Regions from separate parts of the Homo sapiens genome. Here region 2 is linked to region 1. Evidence: read pairs that join two places in POLR2A ChIA-PET (ENCODE). Cell type or tissue: GM12878. All regions are shown on one strand. Each heading gives the region's core, and the rest is flanking DNA. Links, peaks and the distances in the headings are about the cores only.

Region 1 (11,530 bases), core at 1,742-9,741:
CTTTATTTCAAGCCATATTCATTACAGGAAAAAAAAAAAATCAAGGGAGAGCTGTTTAGGGAATTAGCCTGTGTAGCCCCCAATTCTGGTTTTTGTTCTGATGATCCCTGAAGCTACACTCTTTATGAGAGTTGGGCGTGTGTGTGTCTAAGTCTTCCTTTTCTTTTCTTTTCTTTTTTTTTTTTTTTTTGAGACGGAGTCTTGCTCTGTCACCCAGGCTGGAGTGCAGTGGCGTGATCTCAGCCCCCTGCAACCTCTGCCTCCCAGGTTCAGGTGATTCTCCTGCCTCAGCCTCCCGAGTAGCTGGGATTACAGGCACATGCCACCACACCTGGATAATTTTTGTATTTTTAGTAGAGACAGGGTTTCACCATGTTGGTCAGGCTGGTCTCGAACTCCTAACCTCGTGATCTGCCCACCTAAAGTGCTGGGATTACAGGCGTGAGCCACTGGGCCCAGCCTAAGTCTTCCTTTTCTTTTCTTTTTCTTTTTTGAGATGGAGTCTTGCTCAGTCATCCAGGCTGGAGTGCAGTGGTGCAATCTTGGCTCACTGCAAGCTCCGCCTCCCGGGTTCACGCTATTCTCCTGCCTCAGCCTCCTGAGTAGCTGAGACTACAGGCGCCCACCACCACGCCCGGCTAATTTTTTTTTGTATTTTTAGTAGAGACGGGATTTCACCGTGTTAGCCAGGATGGTCTCCATCTCCTGACCTTGTGATCCACCCGCCTCGGCCTCCCAAAGTGCTAGGATTACAGGCGTAAGCCACTGCGCCCGGCCACGTCTTCCTTTTCTTAGCTTTGCTTTGAGAAATCGTTTCTTATCTTGGATTCCATTACAATGGTCCTCCTGCCATCTGGCTTCTCCAGTTGGTTCGCTTATTTTTCCTTCTCCTATCCTCATTCATAAGTATACCTCAGGACTAGTTGTGGACTTTTTCTCTGGTATTTTCTTAGGTAACTTACTCTCTGTTGCCTTGTGTATCCAGTTACCTAAAGGCTCTGGAGGTCCCACTTTTATCTCAAATCCAGCATGTCTAAAACTGAACATACTGTATTTCCCCCTGCCCTCAGATGGCTCATTTCAAGGTCCCCAGTTGGGTTAATGGTCTAGTTAGTTCTTTCCCTAGTTTTCAAACCTTGGTGTCTTCTTGAGCACTCTCCTGGTGTTTAGTGTTCCCAAGTCTGTTAACTCTTCTTTCTCAGGGTCTGTTGAGACTTTCCGTTCCTACCCGCTAACCATTCCCCTCGTTTAGCTTTTAGTATTTCAGGCCTAGACGCTCCTGTCCCCAGAGCTTAGATCATCTTGAGCCCTGAAATTCAGCAGATCTTGCTCAGTGTGCAAGGTTCAAGTCAGTTCACCAACTTCCAATCTTGGCTCCTACCCAGAGGAATTTTTGTCCTCTGAGTGAATATCTGGTAATCTTTTAATTCATGCTGCTGTGTATTATATATAATTTAACTTTAATGTCTGTATGTCTTGGCTTCTCAGTTACATTGTAAATATGTTGTTAGGAAAAAAATTCTTTCTTGATACATGGGTCTTTTATATTTCAGCTTCCTGTGTGTTGAGAATATCACAGTCTGTATCATGTGAGAATAATTTAAGAAGTAGTATAACTAAAGAACAGTGATTATTTTGTTTTCAACAGATTGTCAGAGTCCTTTTTTTTCCATTTATTTGTTGAATAATTACTGTGTACAAGATGTGCTAGGTGTTTTTGAGTGGTAGCAATGACTCAAAACATAGATCCAGTAGGAAGACTAGATGCAATGTGTAAGTAACTATGATATACAGTGGGAAGAGTTAAGTGTCTTAGAGAAAAATGAAGTTCTGTATTGGCCGTTGAACCAGGCTTTGAAAATGGGAGATTGGGCCTGGCACAGTGGGTCATGCCTGTAATCCCAGCACTTTGGGAGGCCAAGGTGGGCAGATCATTTGAGGTCAGGAGTTAGAAACCAGCTTGGCCAACATGGCAACACCCTGTCACTGCTAAAAATAGAAGAGATTAAGTGAGTGTGGTGGCATGCATCTGTAGTCCCAGCTACTTGTGAGGCTGAGGCAGGAGAATTGCTTGAACTTGGGGCAGGGGGTTGGAGGGGTGGAGGTTGCGGTTAGCCGAGATCACGCCACTGTAGTCCAGCCTGGGCGACACAGCAAGACTCCCATCTCAAAAAAAAAAAAAAAAGAAAAAAAAGGATGGGAGATTGTTCCCTTACGATTTCGCTATGAAAATTTTCAAGCATTCAGCAAAATTGGAAGAATTTCTACTACCTTTTCTACTAATGACATTTCATTATGCTTGCTTGATCATATATCTGTGTAAATGCACATCTTTCTGTCCATTAGTTCATCTTATTTTCAAGATATATTTTTGGGATGGTGGACTGGCATTCATAAAGGCCTGAAAATATGGGAAGCATCAGTTTCTCTGAGTGCGAAGTCAGGAGATTGAGACCATCCTGGCTAACACGGTGAAATCCCGTCTCTACTAAAAAGACAGAAAAAAATTAGCCAAGTGTGGTGGCGGGTGCCTGTAGTCACAGCTACTCGGGAGGCTGAGGCGGGAGAATGGTGTGAATCCAGGAGGCGGAGCTTACAGTGAGCCTGGATCGTGCCACTGCACTCCAGCCTGGGCGACAGAGAGAGACTCGGTCTCAAAAAAAAAAAAAAATTTCTCAGAGTGATAGGCATGTGAAATACACAAACAGTTTGAAAAGTATAGGTAGAAAGGACATATTATGAAAATAATGCTGTGTTATGGACCAAATTTATCAAATGATATCTTTGTTTTTGCCAAATAAGAAATTATGAAAATATGATTACATTAAACAATTTTAAAATGCAACTACTTAGGAACACACTTGTGTAAATATGGAGACCTATGGAATGCAATTTATAGCCAGTGTACTGCAGTTGATTTTGAAACTGACATACGGAATTTGGCAATACATAGAACAGATTATGTAATTGACTTAATGTGAATAGTTGGCATTTACAATGTATTTAGCTTTTTGCTTGATCTGTTCTTTAAAATTAACTTCAGTGAGGCCCAGTGTCCTGGTAGCAGAGTGATTCAAAGAAAGAAAGATTACTATTAAATTAAGTCTTGCTTTTTTGAAAAATGAGAAATTCTGAATTGAAGTCAGCAATTTCAAAATATACTTAAGGCAATTATGAGGGAAGGTTATATTGGCTTGAAAAGATACTTCAAAATGTAAATGTCAGTTCTAATATTGCCTTAGCTAAATATTAGATATCCTTGATGGCTTTCTTATTGCAATAATTATCTTCCCACTAACCCAAATGCAAGAATGAAGATTATAATGGGATATTTCAATAGATCCAGAGGAGGTTAAATTTGGATAGGCCAAATGCAAAACTGACACCATTACAGTCCAATAGGACTGAATGTATTAACTGTTAAGTGTACTTGGAGTGAGTCTGACTAGCTCATGTTGAACCAAAAGGTTTATGCAGTAAAAATGGCATTGTGGCACATCAGAAGGCACAGTTGTAGATTAAATAACACTCATCAGCCATTTAGAAATGGCAAGTGTTGAGGAGAGCTGTCCGGGCGCGGTGGCTCACACCTGTAATCCCAGCACTTTGGGAGGTTGAGGTGGGTAGATCACTGGAAGCCAGGAGTTGGCCTGGCCAATATAGTGAAATCCCATCTCTACTAAAAATACAAAAAATTAGCCAGTGGTGATGGTGCATGCCTGTGGTCCCTGCTACTTGGGAGACTGAGGCACGAAAATGCCTCAGACCTGTGAGGTGGAGGCTGTAGTGAGCTGAGATTATGCCACGACACTCCGGCCTGAGCCTGGGCGACAGCAAGACTCTGCCAAAAAAAAAAAAAAAAAAAAAGAAGTGTAGAAAACTATTTTACTAATATATTTATCCCTATAGAAGCAGACATTTTATTTAAAAGGTACATTGCTGATGAGGGGTGGGGGACAGTTAAATAAATGAAAAAGCCCACTACCGTGAGGTTTTATTAAATGTCTAAGTTACCTTCCACGTGGAGAAAATAGCTTTCAGACGCACCAGGATCTCACACTTGCATGATTGTTAATGATGTCAGGCAAAACTAGTCAAAACCAACTAGGAAACAATATGGAACTGGCCAGTCTAATTTTTTTTTTTTTTTTTTTTTGAGATGGGGTCTAACTCTGTCACCAAGCTGGAGTGCGGTGGCCCAATCTTGGCTCACTGCAACCTCTGCCTCCCAGGTTCAAGCGATTCTCCTGCCTCACCCTCCCAAATAGCTGGGATTACAGGCACACCTGTAATAGTAGAGACCACCACACCTAGCTAATTTTTGTATTTTTAGTAGGGACGGGGTTTCACCATGTTGGCCAGACTGGTCTCGAAATCCTGACCTCAACTGATCCACCCACCTTGGCCTCCCAAAGTGCTGGGATCACTGGCATGAGCCCCCACGCCCTGCCGACCACTATTGATGTTTGTAGATCCAGTGAAGTTCAGAATTACAGCACATCTTTGGTCTTTTAATTTTTGTAAGTAAAGATATTATATAAAACATCTTCATCCTTCAACTTCATTCTCATCTTGGTTCTAATTTTGAAGGGAGGGTTCCCTGAGGGTTCTTATCTCCCTCAGGGAAGGGAGGTAGATCATTTCTTTCAAGATAGCCTATCTCTGCTGACCTTAAGTCATAGGAGTTCTTTAATTCTTAGAGACCTCTGCCTTCTCAGAGGCCAGTACCACCTCTAAAGTGTCGTGGCCCCTTGGTCTACACTGCAGCACCCCTCATCTGGGAAGTGCTGTTATCTCCAGTAAGCCCCACTGTATTCTTTATACATCTCTGGCCAGCCACATATAGAAATTTCCAGGCTGTCAACTTTTTCAGTGTGACTTGGTTCCAGCATCTTGTATACAGATCTTCGAGACCTAAAAAGAAAATCTTTTTTTTCTGCGTTGATGTATTTTTCTCCCTAGATGATGTTTGTCTTTTTCTTTTTCTTCTTTTTTTTTTTTTTTGTGACAGAGTCTCGCTCTGTCGCCCAGGCTGGAGTGCAGTGACACCATCTCGGTTCACTGCAACCTCCGCCTCCAGAGTTCAAGTAGTTCTCCGTCTCAGCCTCCTGAGTAGCTGGGATTACAGGCGGCCACCACCACGCCTGGCTAATTTTTTTTTTTTTTTTTTTTTTTTTTTTTTAGTATTTTTAGTAGAGATGAGGTTTCACTGTCTTGGCTAGGCTGGTCTTGAACTCCTGACCTTGTGACCTGCCCACCTCAGCCTCCCAAAGTGCTGAGATTACAGGCATGAGCCACCGAGCCTGGTCAGATGATGTTTGTCTTAATAAAGATGTCATTCATTCTTTGAGCAGTTCCAGTTACAGAGCTGGTCCTAATGATATACCCCATGAGCTTAACAGCCCTGGAACCCCTACCTGTCTTATCTGATAAGGGCAAAACTGTGATGAGAAAGAGGGTGGAAGAGAGGGCTTCCCTTGTATGCTTTTGTTCTTTTTTGTTTCATTAAAGATATTTCTTGGATAAACAGTTTTTCTCAATTGCTGTTCTAACAGTCTGGAAAATATAGGTCATGGTTTTGTGACTCTCTACTCTTACTATGTTAGAGATATGATAAAGCATCCATGTTGAGGGAAAATATGTGTTTCTGTTTAAAACCGTGGTTTCCCCATCTTGAAGGTGTTATAGTACTGCCTTTGTAAGTACTGGTGAGTACTTACAAAGTACTTACTGGTGAGGGGCTGGGTTTTTGCTCAGTTAAAAATCTGAAAGTAGCCAAGTGAACCTGGCATCAGGAAAGGGAGGGAACCTCTGTGGTTGTATTTTGTAACTGCAGTAAAAAAGCCAATGCGCATGATTAATCCTCCTAAGTCTTATTTGGGCCTAATGAGGAAAGGAGGAAGAGGGAAACCAGTTTGCATTATGTGGGAAGATAAAGATTTCTTCAATGGTTTGGTATTCTGAAGAGTTAGCTGAGGCCGGGAGGCACTGGGCTTTGTCTCCTCAGTGTTTCGGCCCTCTCCTTTCATATTGGTTTTCCTTTTTTAATTAAAAAATTAGTGCATTTCCTCTGCGGGTACCAGGCTCAGAAGCCTGCCATGCAAGTGGCTGAGCGAAAACCCCTCTTTGAGTGAGGAATCCCCAGCACAGAATGAGAGGGTCTTCATCTTGCAGCAGTGGCAAGGGTGAGAGTGAAAAGGCACCCTGCATTCTGTACCTGAAAAGAAATGCATTTAGAGGCTGGGCGTGGTGGCTCGTGCCTGTAATGTCAGCAATTTGGGAGGCTGAAGCGGGTGGATCATGAGGTTAGGAGTTCGAGACAAGCCTGGCAACATGGTGAAACCCTGCCTCTACTAAAAACACAAAAATTAGCCAGGCGTGGTGGTGCGTGTCTGTAATCCCAGCTACTCGGGAGGCTGAGGCAGGAGAATGGCTTGAACCCAGGAGGTGGAGGTTACAGTGAGCCGAGATTGTGCCACTGCACTCCAGCCTGGGCGACAGAGCAATACTCTTGTCTTGAAGAAAAAAAAAAAGAGAAATGCACTTAGATTTCAAATTTAGTTTGGAAAGAGAAATTATAATTGAATCACCTAATTCCCAGGCTTGTAAATGTTGTGTCCTTCAAAGCTTGAAAGCAAAATAACCACATAAATATTTGGGAGTGGTTCATACAAGTAAACGTCAAATACTTGAGACATTTTGGTTGCTTGGAAGCAAGGTCAAAGGAAATGGTTTGCATATGGTTTAGCTAGAAGCTCTTATTTTGGCAGATTCTTGAGGTAGTAACGGTCACAATGTGGATTTTATTGTTCTATTTTGACATGAAAAAGGTTTTTTCTCTTCTCTAACCTTCAGGATAGAGTTGCATAAGTAACATCAAGATAGGCATGTTCAGTCACCATAATTTTGTATCAGAGATGATGTGCCTTCATGAGCTGTGAGGTTTAATTTGCAGAATCATCAGTTTGGGCCGGCACGGTGGCTCACGCCTGTAATCCCAGTACTTTGGGAGGCCTAGGCGGGTGGATAACCTGAGGTTAGGAGTTCGATACCAGCCTGGGCCACATGGCGAAACCTCGTGTTTACTAAAAATGCAAAAATTAGCCAGGCGTGTTGGCGGACCCTGGGGAGCCAGAGGTTGCAGTGAGCGGAGATCTTGCCGCTACACTCCAGCCTGGGCGACAGAGACTCCAACTCAAAAAAAAAAAAAAAAAAGAATCACCAGTTTGTTACACCAGTAGGTTTCAGCCTGCCATCATTCATACTATACTGTGATTTGAATACAGGAGAAAGTGGGCTCTCTTGAATTACAGTTACCTCATCTGTTTGCAGCAGAACTCTCTCTCTGCAGGGCTACCTCCTAAACGGGGAGTGGGGAGGGAGGAGAGGGGAACTTGCAAAACTTGTAAATATCGATTGGGGTTGTTTGTGTACTTGGCACCAAGCTGGTTGCATTGGAAACTTTTCTCTCTGGATGGGTAGGTATGTAGGCCATCATGAAATTTACATGTGGTGAATGGGAAAGCTTCCTGTGGATCATCCTACCCTGAGAGTTCTTCAATCTGTATGACTGAATTGGTCTCTCCCCTTCAACCTTTTAGGATTTAATTTTCTCTTCAGTGGCCCATTATGACATTTACATACGTTGAATTTGAAAGATTCCCATACTCCCAGTCTCTTCTGTTACCGGTGTGCCTGGAGCAGTTTGTTGAATTTGTGAAATTTTGAGATAGAATGAATTTTGTAGGACCTGAATTTATTTATAATCTTATATTTATATTATAAATATGATGTATATTTAGATGTATATTTATGTTATAAATATAATGTATATTTAGATGTATATTTGTATGTCATGTATTTGTATTAACATGAAGTCTTTCTGATGATGATAAAACACTATTTTTAAACATTTAGCAGTTGATGACTACATTTTAGAGGTCATCAAAATGTTTTATTTTTTCCTCTCTTGAAGTTATTTGGTATAATTAAAAAAATTCATACTAAGGAAATTTATCAGGGTTAAAGATTCCTGTAATTAGGCATGTTTTGATGTTATTGATATCCTCTTTTCTGGTTTTGGAGTGGATACTTTCCCTGCTGTGACCTCTGTGCTCTGTAGTGGTTCTCCTAGGGAATTATATTCCAGTAATTCTGGGTATTTCTTTAAGGTGCTTTGTATTTCTTGAAGTGCCATTTTGATACTTTCAGTGTTCTGAACTGTACCTAGAACGTACTTTTTATAAAAAGGAAGCAGAGTCCATCCAGGCAGAGAGAGTACTGTGTGCCTGTAGTCTTGTCTATTCGCAAGGCTGAGGCCAGAGGATCCCTTGAGCCCAGGAGTTCAAGTCCAGGCTGGGCAACACACTGGGACCATGTTTCTTAAAAAAAAACAAAAACAAAAAACAAAAAACAAAAAACCAAAAAAACTAGGCAGTGCGTGGTGGCTCACACCTGTAACCCCAGCACTTTGGGAGGCTGAGGTTGGCGGATCACTTGAAGTCAGCAGATCACTTGAGGTTAGGAGTTTGAGATCAGCCTGGCTAACGTGGTGAAACCCAGTCTCTACTAAAAATACACAAATTAGCTGGGCATGGTGGTGCATGCCTGTAGTCCCAGCTACTCGGGAGGCTGAGGCAGGACAATTGCTTGAATCCAGGAGGCAGAGGTTGCAGTGAGCCAAGATTGCGCCACTGCACTCCAGCCTGGGTAACAGAGTGAGACTCCATCTCAAAAAACAACAACAATTAACAACAACAAAAACCAAAGCTAAACAAGAGCAGAATCCAGATTATTAAAATAACAATTTAAAAAGCATGATTGTCACAGGCTTCAATAATTACCTGCCTGCTCTTGAGTGTTTAGGTTGGTCTTGGAATCGGCCTGTCCCTGTGCTTGAGGAGTGGACCCTCAGGGTGTCACTGCCCTTCTTTGTGATCTCTTTTTAGCCTACTGTCCTTCCTTTGGTGCCTAACTCAGAAATAAACATTCTTAATCTGTTCAGCTTAATTGAGATTCAAACCTCTTAAAAAGTAGTTTTGTCAAGAGGCGTGTGAACCAGAGCAACTCCATTTTGAATAGGAGCTGGGTAAAATGAGGCTGAGACCTACTGGGCTGCATTCCCAGACGGTTAAGGCATTCTAACTCACTGGATGAGATAGTTGGTCAGCACAAGATACAGGTCATAAAGACCTTGCTGGTAAAACAGGTTGCAGTAAAGAAGCCAGCTAAAACCCACCAAAACAAAGATGGCCACGAGAGTGACCTCTGGTTGTTCTCACTGCCACACTCCCACAAGCCCCATGACAGTTTACAAGTGCTGTGGCAAAGTCAGGAAGTTACTCTATATATATAGTCTAAAAAGGGGAGGCATGAATAATCCACCCCTCGTTTAGCATATCATCAAGAAATAGCCATAAAAATGGGCAATCAGCAGCCCTTGGGCTGCTTTGTCTACGGAGTAGCCATTCTTTTATTACTTTACTTTCCTAATAAACTTGCTTTCACTTTACTCTAGGGACTCGTCCAGAATTCTTCCTTGTGGGAGATCCAAGAACTGTCATTTGAGGTCTGGATTGGGACCCCTTTCCTGTAATAGTTTGAATGTTAAAGTTTGTGCCATTGCATTCTTTGGTGTGATTGCTTTATTCTGAACTAGAGGTGAAGAATGTGGGGAATGTGGAATAAAATGAAGGGAATATATCAGTACAGATGGAGCTCATAATTTATGGTGAATTTCTCATTCCTCACAATTGGAGGGTATATGTTTGAAGTGAGTCAATTTCTGAATTTATTACCTAATTTGATTGTATGCCTTATACATTATATTTTTAAGAAAAAAATTAAAATAATTATTGTGCTCTGTGATCTCATTGAACGATGTAAATGATCTTGGGTCATGTAAAATGCTGAACATATAGGAGGACCCTACTTAATAATTTCCTTTGCGATGAAAATAGGGACACATTTTAATCAAAGACAAACTGTTGATGGTTATGTTTCTTAGACTAACCATGACTTCCGCCTGTGTTTATGGCAAGAAGGGAAAAGGAAAACACTTTCATCCACAGAAGTCATCAATTCTGTCATGATTGACAACTTGGGGGCCTCCAATTAAGCCTCATTTATACTCCCCACCCCCCATTTTTTTAGAGAATTGATTTTAAAGGGTATTGGGAGGAAGAAGTAATTAAGTCAGAGAGATAAAATGAGAACTTAAAACACTTCAGATTGTAGAGTAATGCATCAGAGGGATTCTTTTCAAGACAGAATTGTCTGTGATCCTTAACTGTGTGAATACACTCCTTGGATTTGAAATGAAGACAACCCCTTTCCACTTAGTCATGTGCCCTATGAGGCTTGTTTCTGTGTGGCTTGCTGAGACTCACTTAAAATGACATTGACTTTTATTAAACCTTAAGGTTTGTGATGGGCTTTTTGCACAAAAGCCTACTTCTCCAGGGGACGTCCCTGCTCTCTCAGGTTGCTATCTTGTTACTCTGGCCTGAAACAAGTTAGCAGCCACTTTCCCGCAGACCTGCACAAGGCACATCACATCAACGGCTGTTGATTAGAGCATAATGACTTGTTAGATCATGTTTATTGTGCAAATGAACCTGAATGTTACTAGGACAGCATATCCATGTAGGCTTAGAAAACTTAATTTTTAATGCCCCTTCTATCTTTCATCAGGCTAAAGCTTTTGGATTTATGGTTATTCATTCTAGCTATAAATATATTAATAGTATTTTGGGCTGGTCAGATATGGGGCATGACCTTTGACATCCTGCTTGGCTATGCCTGGGAATTTGACATCCTTCAATTTAGGTGGAATTCCCTTGTTTTGTTTCCTGTGATAGTGTGGGGAAATACACATTTTGGCTCCTTCGGCAGAGGAAGACAGGAAAAAAGTAAAATTGGAATGCACTAAGAAAGTATTAATGATTTTATTTCTGCTGTGTATAGTTGAATGCACATGCTTTTTATGGAAGCCTGAGCCTATGAAAATAGTGCACAATAATAAGAAAATGCTAACAATCATATTTAGTTTTTGCATTTTTTAATTTGGATTTATTTTTTGACTAGTTTGACATTTTTGGGTTTTTGAACTGTTTTGCATCTAAGTATACATGGTGGAAAGAACTTTTTGTGATGCCTTTACTAGTATTATCAGTACAGAGTATCAACAGTTGGGAAGAGCTACAAAAGGGAACTCTTAGCCGGTGTGTATTTTGACCTGAGGAAGGGAGTGTTCTGTTGCTACCAACTAAAAGTTTATGAGTGTGCTTCTGTTTCCTGAATGTAATCAGCACCTCCATCAATAATTATCCCTGTAGGGGAACACAATATGGCTTTCCTCTACTGTAGGTTCTTTGACTGAGCCAATAATTAAATTGACATAAGGCAGACTAACAAGATAAAAAAAAAATTGTATTTTCTTATGCACTGGTGACTCGAAGAAGAGTCAGATGATTGAAACTTATAGAGCATCCTCAGCTATAAGTTAATGGGGATTATACAGATAAAGGGG
Region 2 (9,688 bases), core at 1,689-9,688, 290 kb after region 1:
TTAACTTTTTGCCATGGAAACTATTTGGTAGATCCAAAATGAGGTGTTTTTTTTTTTTTTTTTTTTTTTGTTTGTTTTTTTGTGCATGTGTACATCAAAGAGTATTATAACTCAGAGAAAAAGCATTTACCTGCTCTTGGGTTAGAGGAAATTAAAGGAATGAAAGAAAGCATGCACTGGGGTGTTAGTTATCACGCAGCAGCAAGAAGCCCTGGGTCGGTGTTTCTTCACTGTGAAAGCAAGTTTGAACCTTGAGCCCAGATTACACGATGAACCTTGGCTTCTGATCTTAATAACGAATTTCTCCTAAGTTAACTTTTCCTCCATTTATTCCTCTAGTACTAACATAGCACTTTAGAACACTCTGATTATAGCAGGAATTTCTCCAGGCATACAGGGAAATTTGAACTTCTTAGCATTTAATGAAAAGCTCAGGTTTAATTTAATCCCTGTGATTAAGCTGGTTTAATTAATTTCTCATAGCACTTAAAACTTTGTTAATTTACCTGACTCGTGATAAGTTTACTTCCAGGCAGTTTTTCTTTTCCTAACATCAAGCTTGCTAAGAATACTGAATTGAAGTCGTGAACTTAGGTCAAAAACAATCATGCTTTGCAGTGAGGGTTGCCAAATACTTCACAGGACATAATGATACTAAAAGAAAAAAGTTTGTTTATCTGAAATTCAAATTTAACTGGGTGTCCTGTATTTTGATTTGCTAAATGTAGCAACCCTATTTGAACTTTGTAATAGATGCCCTCCTGAAATTTTGTGTTTGGGTAAAGATTTTGCAAATAAAATCATAAATGTTTTAGGGAGCTGAATGTCTGTCCTTTGATAAACACATGCGTAACAAGTTCAGATTTTTATATATCTGGCTTGCTTTAGGTGCAGTATATCTGTGTTTTATAAATTCAGTTAAAAAAATGTTTACTTTAAATATCAACCATTGCTTACCCTCCCTTACCCAGCCACAAATTATAGAATTTCATAATTTGCAAACTTCACAGCACGGTTTAGAAGTATACCATTGTTCATTCATGTCTACATTTAGGTGCCTACATTTCATGACTTTTGAGCCTCTTTCAGTGAAAACGCTAGCCTGGTGTGAACTTTGTGGGATTTTTTTGGAGCTCTCTGAACCATTACCCCAAAAGACTTCTGCCTAGGACTTTGGTAACCACGGTAACAACACTTAATAAATGCTCACTGTATACAAAACCATGTGTATGCTCTCTGCATGCATTATTTCATTCCAACCCTGATGCTCCTATGCCCTAGGGTACTATTATTATCTTCATTTCACAGAGGAAACAAAAGGCCCAGTAACTTGCCTATGGTTTCACAACCAATAAACGAAAGTGCTAGGATTTAAACCCAGGTCTGATTCCAACATGCTTTTTAACTCTTACCCACATCAGCGAGTTCCCCACCCCCACATAGATAAGTTGGGGGCTTGTGGTGGGCCTTGTGGAGCATGGGAGGTGTAGAGACTCACTGAGAGAAGGGAGAACCAAGAGACGTCTACTGTAATCAACTGGCGAGGTTTGATTCTGCAGCTCATGTAGGATAGAGTGGGTTGTTTCCATTCTCTTAAGAGATGGGTTTGCAATAGAAAGCCCAGGATTGAAATTCACAAATTATTTACAAATGCTTTGAAATTACAGTGCCTATAACTTAACTTCTGTGTACATAAAAGTCACCTGGAGGACTTGCAAAAAGATGCTTGAACCTGTGCTTTGAGGTTCTGATTAAGATTCCAATTCAGGCTGGGCACGGTGGCTCATGCCTGTTAATTCCAGCGCTTTGGGAGGCCGAGGCGGGCGGATCACCTGAGTTTGGGAGTTCAAGACCAGCCTGGCCAACATGATGAAACCCCATCTTTACTAAAAATACAAAAATTAGCCGGTGTGGTGGTGGGTGCCTGTAATCCCAGCTACTCGGGAGGCTGAGGCAGAGGTTGCAGTGAGTTGAGTTTGTGCCACTGCACGCCAGCCTGGGTGACAGAGCGAGACTCCATCTCAAAAAAAAAAAAAGATTCTAATTCAGTGGTCCTAGGAGTCTGAAAATCAGACCTGCTGCTTCGTACTTTTCAGCTTTACTTCACTCAGTTGCATGTGTGCGCCAATGCAGACACACTTTGAGAAACCCTGCTAGAGACTGAGTTCTGGGAGAGCAGGAATGTGTCTTATGTATCTTTGTATCCTCAAACCTAGAACAGAGCTAGACACATGGTAAACAACCAGAAATTACTGATAGGGAATTACAATGAATGATCTTAACTAACTAACTTATTAATTAAGGGTTTCCGTTGACATTTCAGGCAGCTCGAGAATAACGAATTGTAATTCTAAACATGACTTACAGAGTTTTCTTCTGGGTTTTATAAGTGTAAGAGTTGACTTTGATCTCCTGGGTCTACATTTCAGGGGTGTGGGATGGGCTGCTGGTGGTGACGAGCACGTATTTATATTTGTGTACGGTGAAATCCTCCCTGTGCTTTTTCGGTGAAACCAGTGGGCACACTTCTTAGGATGTGAATATGCATCTCTGCATTGCTCCTTTGCACAGTTGACACTGGAGATTAGAGTTGAGCTGTAAGCTTGTAAAAAGCCTTTGAGGAAACCCTTAATGAGGAACTGATCCTTTTAAATTCAAGTCTAATTACTTTTACAGCAACATTTCTATTTTGGATGCTTTCAATGAATAAAGTCTCTTTTATGCCATTGATGTAATACTAGCCCCTCCATTGCAGCAGAAAAAACACCCAACACGTGGCCTGACTCATAGACCCCAATGAGGGAGCCGATAACTCTTTTCTGCTTGAGCAGTTCACTTGATTTTAAAGGCCACCAGGAGAGAAAAACTTGGATCCCACGTTGACAAGCCCTTGAAAAGATTTCTATCTTTTTTCTGCTATCCAGTCATTTGCTTCCTCTACTCTTGGGGGGTGACAAGCAACCTCGGGCCACAAGCCTTTGAGTGTAGTGTCCTATGGGTCCCAGGGAAATTGGAAGGGGTATTGCAGTCATTTTAGTCACATAGACACATGCCTTTTCAATATCCAATGTTTGATGGAAGCCATTTGGGGGCACTCTGGCAACTGGGTTTTCACAAATTGGATTTTGGGACATAACAGACAGTAAGGAGGTATTTTACAAATTGTCCCCACCATAGCATAAAAAGATTACTTTAAAAAGCATCTCAGGGCTGGGTGCGGTGGCTGACACCTGTAATCCCAGCACTTTGGGAAGCCGTGGCGGGCAGATCATGAGGTCAGGAGTTCGCAGACCAGCCCGGCCAGCCTGGTGAAACCCCGTCTCTACTGAAAATACAAAAGTTAGGCCAGGCGCGATGGCTCACACCTGTAATCTCAGCACTTTGGGAGGCCGAGGCGGGTGGATTGCCTGAGGTCAGGAGTTAGAGACCAGCCTGGCCAACATAGTGAAACCCCGTTTCTACTAAAAATACAAAAAATAAGCTGGGCATGGTGGCAGGTGCCTGTAATCCCAGCTACTGGGGAGGCTGAGGCAGAAGAATAGCTTGAACCCAGGAGGCGGAGGTTGCAGTGAGCTGAGATCATGCCATTGCACTCTAGCCTGGGCAACAAGAGCGAAACTCTGTCTAGAAAAAAAAAAAGAAATAAAATAAAAAAATCAGCCAGGCGTGTGGCGCATGCCTGTAATCCCAGCACTCCAGAGGCTGAGGCAGGAGAACTGCTTGAAAACCCAGGGGGCAGAGGTTGCAGTGAGCGGAGATTGGACTACTACACTCCACCCTGGGCGAGAGAGCAAGACTCTGTCTTGGGGCAGGGGGAAGTATCTCAGGTTGGTAGAGGAGAAATGAGGTCTGAATTTTTCTCACTAACCTCCACCACAACAGAGTTTTTTTTTTTTTTTTTAAATGCAGATAGCACTTTTTGACAAGAGAGAGGAAGGCAAAATGGGAAGAACACTAAATTAAGAGCCTTTCACTGATTTACCAAGCTCACCTGAGCTTCATCTTGAAAAAGCTTCTGTGACTGCAAAACCTTCTATAAATATAAGGTGTTAAAATTCTGGCATCCACTGCCTGAATAGTGGGTGAATGAATAGAAGGCTGAGCTGCATGTGGGCAGAGGTGACATGAATGAATTCTTTATGTTATGGGGAGAGGGTGTGCAGACCATCCTCCCACCAAGTCTCTGAGATAGACGAGAGGTGTTGCCCATGGCCATCAGGTGATGGTATTGGGTTCTGGAGAATATGTGGTCAGCACAGGCTCTGGGCTAAAACAGAGGTCAAAATAAAATAGATACCAGATCTGCCACTTGTGGCTACATGACTCTGAGCAAGTCACCTAATGACTCTGAATTCCCATTTTCTCATCTACAAGGGCCATCCGCAGGGTGCCTTGTGCTAAAAAGCACATCGTAGCTGCTCATGAAATCAGAGTTATTGTTAATTACAAGCAGGGATTCTTTAATGTCAGGCGTTGGCTTGAGGTTCTAGCTGCCACAAGTCTTTGTCCAGTAATTCGTGCAATTATTTAATTGCATGAGTTGGGTTCTTTTTGATGCCTCTTCGTTAGCTATTCTGTGCTGTAAACATGGTCCTCGTGGACACTAAGATCTTTTTCCCATTCTTACCATCAGGATAGTTCTTATCAATATTGGTGTACATTTATCATGATGGATAAAGAGAAATGAGAGAAAGGCCAACAAGAACATTAAAACCTTAGAAGTTATGGAAGTTATGGAATCTCTGACGCAGTCTGTGTGCTGGCATCAGACTACTCAGGTGCAGACGCTGACACCATTAATTACTTGCTGCATGACCTTGGGCAAGGTACATGACCTCTAAGCCGCAGCTTACTCATTTATAAAATGGTGATAATAATAATGTTTATAATGTTTATATAGTATAGGAGGTAGTCATAAATCATTATAAGAATTAAGGTAAAAATATATGCAAAGTGCTTAGCATAGTGCTTACTATGAGCTGCTATGAGAACAATGTAAAATAAGCTGGAGATAAAAGCTGAAAAGTGGCTTGGAGGCTATCTAAAGTATATTATGAAAATGTAGAATGTCATAGAAAATGAGATGAAGTTTCAGCAGGAAAGATTAGGTCATGATGAAGAATAACACGACTCTAGGGATGATTAAACACTTGGGTAGAATTTCATCCTGCTTCTGATTTCTTATAGATTTTTTCTTCTAGTTCTTAGCTTTTGTGGAGCTGCATATTAATAGAATAGCAACCAAAACAAAGCTTTAAAAAATACAGTTAGAGACATTTGTTCCAAATACAACTCATGGCAAATACAATTACAGTCATTAATACCATTATCATTGAATGTCAAAGTGCTCCTGCTGATTCCACAGGCAATGGCTGGGATTAGGATTGGGCATGAGATGACAACACCAAAGACAAAGCCCACCTCCTAGGTGCTTAGATACAGAGGTATAAACCGTAGTCCTTGCCTCAAGAAGAACCATCCATCTAAAACGGGACATCAAGTAGTCAGGGAAGATAGGAACACTGGCTGTGTATGTAGCGTTTGGCAGAGAGTGGACTGGGCTCCATGCATTTCTTGTTCATTTCTTGCTCAGTATCCCCAGGAAGTGCAGTTCAGAAGGTAAGTTAAATAACATCTCCCAGGCAGAGAGTTAAATCGTGGTTAGACAGTATTCAAATGCAGGTCCCTTTGACGCTGCAGGGTTTTCATGATGCCTTATGGCCATGCACACGTGGTATAGAATGCCTGGTGTTACCTTAGGTCAGAGATGATCAGTGAGGCCCAAATGAGAAGTGAAGGGGATCCGAGAGGGGTCTGTGTGGGTCTTTGAGGAAGAGCTGGGAGTTGAGTGGTGTTCTGAGAAGGGGTTATCCATCAGACTCTTTGCAGGCAAGAGACCTACTCAGGTTTACTTAATTAATTGGAAAGATGCTGGTGGCTCATGGAACTGAAGAAAACGCCGAGGAGGAGGAGGAGGGCTGGGGCAGAGTTTCTTAGTGAGTGGGAAATAAAGGAGCTAGAGCAGGAAGGTGGCCACCTTCCCTGTCGGCTACATTGTCCGCTTCCATAGTTTTTAGTTCTCAAATTTCCTAATTAAAAAAAGCCTCCTGACTTCTAGAGTTAAGAGAACAGAATCATTTCAGTGATTCACTCACGTTATCTTATGCCGGCCTCATCACTTCCTTTCCAGTCAAACTTCAGGGCTCCTGAGCTACCCACTGGGTAGTTGCAAACATGGAGTGTGAGTTTCTCTGGACTGGAATATGAAGCGAAGCCATAGGCAGCCAGACTGTGGGGCAGGGGTGGGGAGTGGTGAGTCAGAGGAAGACAGAACCCTTGGAGGTTAGGTTGGAGGCAGGAGGGAAGGTGGGGCTACTGACAGTCAAATCCATTGGGTTTGGGTGAAGAGGTCACCTGTAATCCTTTTTCGTTTGTTTTTTAGAGACAGGATCTCACTCTGTTGCCCAGGCTGGAGTGCGGTGGTGCCATCACACCTAACTATAGCTCAAATTCTTGGGCTCAAGCGATCCTCCTACCTCAGCCTCCCTAGAAGTTAGGACTACAGGGGCATACCACCACATTCAGCTAAATGTTTTTTTTGTTTTTTTTTTTGTTTTGTTTTTGCATTATTATTATTTTTTTTTAATTATACTTTAAGTTTTAGGGTACATGTGCACATTGTGCAGGTTAGTTACATATGTATACATGTGCCATGCTGGTGCACTGCACCCACTAACTCGTCATCTAGCATTAGGTATATCTCCTGATGCTATCCCTCCCCCCTCCCCCCACCCCACAACAGTCCCCAGAGTGTGATATTCCCCTTCCTGTGTCCATGTGATCTCATTGTTCAATTCCCACCTATGAGTGAGAATATGCGGTGTTTGGTTTTTTGTTCTTGCGATAGTTTACTGAGAATGATGATTTCCAATTTCATCCATGTCCCTACAGAGGACATGAACTCATCATTTTTTATGGCTGCATAGTATTCCATGGTGTATATGTGCCACATTTTCTTAATCCAGTCTATCATTGTTGGACATTTGGGTTGGTTCCAAGTCTTTGCTATTGTGAATAATGCCGCAATAAACATACGTGTGCATGTGTCTTTATAGCAGCATGATGTATAGTCCTTTGGGTATATACCCAGTAATGGGATGGCTGGGTCAAATGGTATTTCCAGTTCTAGATCCCTGAGGAATCGCCACACTGACTTCCACAATGGTTGAACTAGTTTACAGTCCCACCAACAGTGTAAAAGTGTTCCTATTTCTCCACATCCTCTCCAGCACCTGTTGTTTCCTGACTTTTTAATGATTGCCATTCTAACTGGTGTGAGATGGTATCTCATTGTGGTTTTGATTTGCATTTCTCTGATGGCCAGTGATGGTGAGCATTTTTTCATGTGTTTTTTGGCTGCATAAATGTCTTCTTTTGAGAAGTGTCTGTTCATGTCCTTCACCCACTTTTTGATGGGGTTGTTTGTTTTTTTCTTGTAAATTTGTTTGAGCTCATTGTAGATTCTGGATATTAGCCCTTTGTCAGATGAGTAGGTTGCGAAAATTTTCTCCCATTTTGTAGGTTGCCTATTCACTCTGATTGTAGTTTCTTTTGCTGTGCAGAAGCTCTTTAGTTTAATTAGATCCCATTTGTCAATTTTGTCTTTTGTTGCCATTGCTTCTGGTGTTTTAGACATGAAGTCCTTGCCCATGCCTATGTCCTGAATGGTAATGCCTAGGTTTTCTTCTAGGGTTTTTATGGTTTTAGGTCTAACGTTTAAGTCTTTAATCCATCTTGAATTGATTTTTGTATAAGGTGTAAGGAAGGGATCCAGTTTCAGCTTTCTACATATGGCTAGCCCGTTTTCCCAGCACCATTTATTAAATAGGGAATCCTTTCCCCATTGTTTGTTTTTCTCAGGTTTGTCAAAGATCAGATAATTGTAGATATGCGGCGTTATTTCTGAGGGCTCTGTTCTGTTCCATTGATCTATATCTCTGTTTTTGTACCAGTACCATGCTGTTTTGGTTACTGTAGCCTTGTAGTGTAGTTTGAAGTCAGGTAGTGTGATGCCTCCAGCTTTGTTCTTTTGGCTTAGGAATGACTTGGCGATGCGGGCTCTTTTTTGGTTCCATATGAACTTTAAAGTATTTTTTTCCAATTCTGTGAAGAAAGTCATTGGTAGCTTGATGGGGATGGCATTGAATCTGTAAATTACCTTGGGCAGTATGGCCATTTTCACGATTTTGATTCTTCCTACCCATGAGCATGGAATGTTCTTCCATTTGTTTGTATCCTCTTTTATTTCCTTGAGCAGTGGTTTGTAGTTCTCCTTGAAGAGGTCCTTCACATCCCTTGTAAGTTGGATTCCTAGGTATTTTATTCTCTTTGAAGCAATTGTGAATGGGAGTTCACTCATGATTTGGCTCTCTGTTTGTCTGTTGTTGGTGTATAAGAATGCTTGTGATTTTTGTACATTGATTTTGTATCCTGAGACTTTGCTGAAGTTGCTTATCAGCTTAAGGAGATTTTGGGCTGAGACAATGGGGTTTTCTAGATATACAATCATGTCGTCTGCAAACAGGGACAATTTGACTTCCTCTTTTCCTAATTGAATAGCCTTTATTTCCTTCTCCTGCCTGATTGCCCTGGCCAGAACTTCCAACACTATGTTGAATAGGAGTGGTGAGAGAGGGCATCCCTGTCTTGTGCCAGTTTTTAAAGGGAATGCTTCCAGTTTTTGCCCATTCAGTATGATATTGGCTGTGGGTTTGTCATAGATAGCTCTTATTATTTTGAAATACGTCCCATCAATACCTAATTTATTGAGAGTTTTTAGCATGAAGGGTTGTTGAATTTTGTCAAAGGCTTTTTCTGCATCTATTGAGATAATCATGTGGTTTTTGTCTTTGGCTCTGTTTATATGCTGGATTACATTTATTGATTTGCGTATATTGAACCAGCCTTGCATCCCAGGGATGAAGCCCACGTCATCATGGTGGATAAGCTTTTTGATGTGCTGCTGGATTCGGTTTGCCAGTATTTTATTGAGGATTTTTGCATCAATGTTCATCAAGGATATTGGTCTAAAATTCTCTTTTTTGGTTGTGTCTCTGCCTGGCTTTGGTATCAGAATGATGCTGGCCTCATAAAATGAGTTAGGGAGGATTCCCTCTTTTTCTATTGATTGGAATAGTTTCAGAAGGAATGGTACCAGTTCCTCCTTGTACCTCTGGTAGAATTCGGCTGTGAATCCATCTGGTCCTGGACTTTTTTTGGTTGGTAAGCTATTGATTATTGCCACAATTTCAGATCCTGTTATTGGTCTATTCAGAGATTCAACTTCTTCCTGGTTTAGTCTTGGGAGAGTGTATGTGTCCAGGAATTTATCCATTTCTTCTAGATTTTCTAGTTTATTTGCGTAGAGTTGTTTGTAGTATTCCCTGATGGTAGTTTGTATTTCTGTGGGATCGGTGGTGATATCCCCTTTATCATTTTTTATTGCATCTATTTGATTCTTCTCTCTTTTTTTCTTTATTAGTCTTGCTAGCGGTCTATCAATTTTGTTGATCCTTTCAAAAAACCAGCTCCTGGATTCATTAATTTTTTGAAGGGTTTTTTGTTTCTCTATTTCCTTCAGTTCTGCTCTGATTTTAGTTATTTCTTGCCTTCTGCTAGCTTTTGAATG

The links. Peaks named below come from ENCODE experiments on the same cell type or tissue, not always from the same donor. Only the 100,000 strongest peaks of a DNase experiment are listed, where the experiment ranks them.
Region 2: POLR2A ChIA-PET joins it to region 1 with 5 read pairs; 3 of 35 experiments call an interaction of 5 or more read pairs at or near these places.

The regions. Positions count from the first base shown.
Region 1 is chr13:40,647,975-40,659,504 of GRCh38, reverse strand. All of the region lies in intron 1 of FOXO1 (forkhead box O1), which reads left to right. Among named protein-coding and RNA genes, the nearest start is that of FOXO1, 13 kb to the left of the region's middle. RefSeq lists enhancers at 6,748-7,268, 7,269-7,790. In GM12878, for the core only: no CTCF peak of the experiment used is centred there; no DNase peak of the experiment used is centred there; H3K4me3 peaks cover 2,267 bases; H3K27ac peaks cover 2,680 bases.
Region 2 is chr13:40,359,266-40,368,953 of GRCh38, reverse strand. All of the region lies in intron 6 of LINC00598 (long intergenic non-protein coding RNA 598), which reads left to right. Among named protein-coding and RNA genes, the nearest start is that of LINC00598, 120 kb to the left of the region's middle. In GM12878, for the core only: no CTCF peak of the experiment used is centred there; no DNase peak of the experiment used is centred there.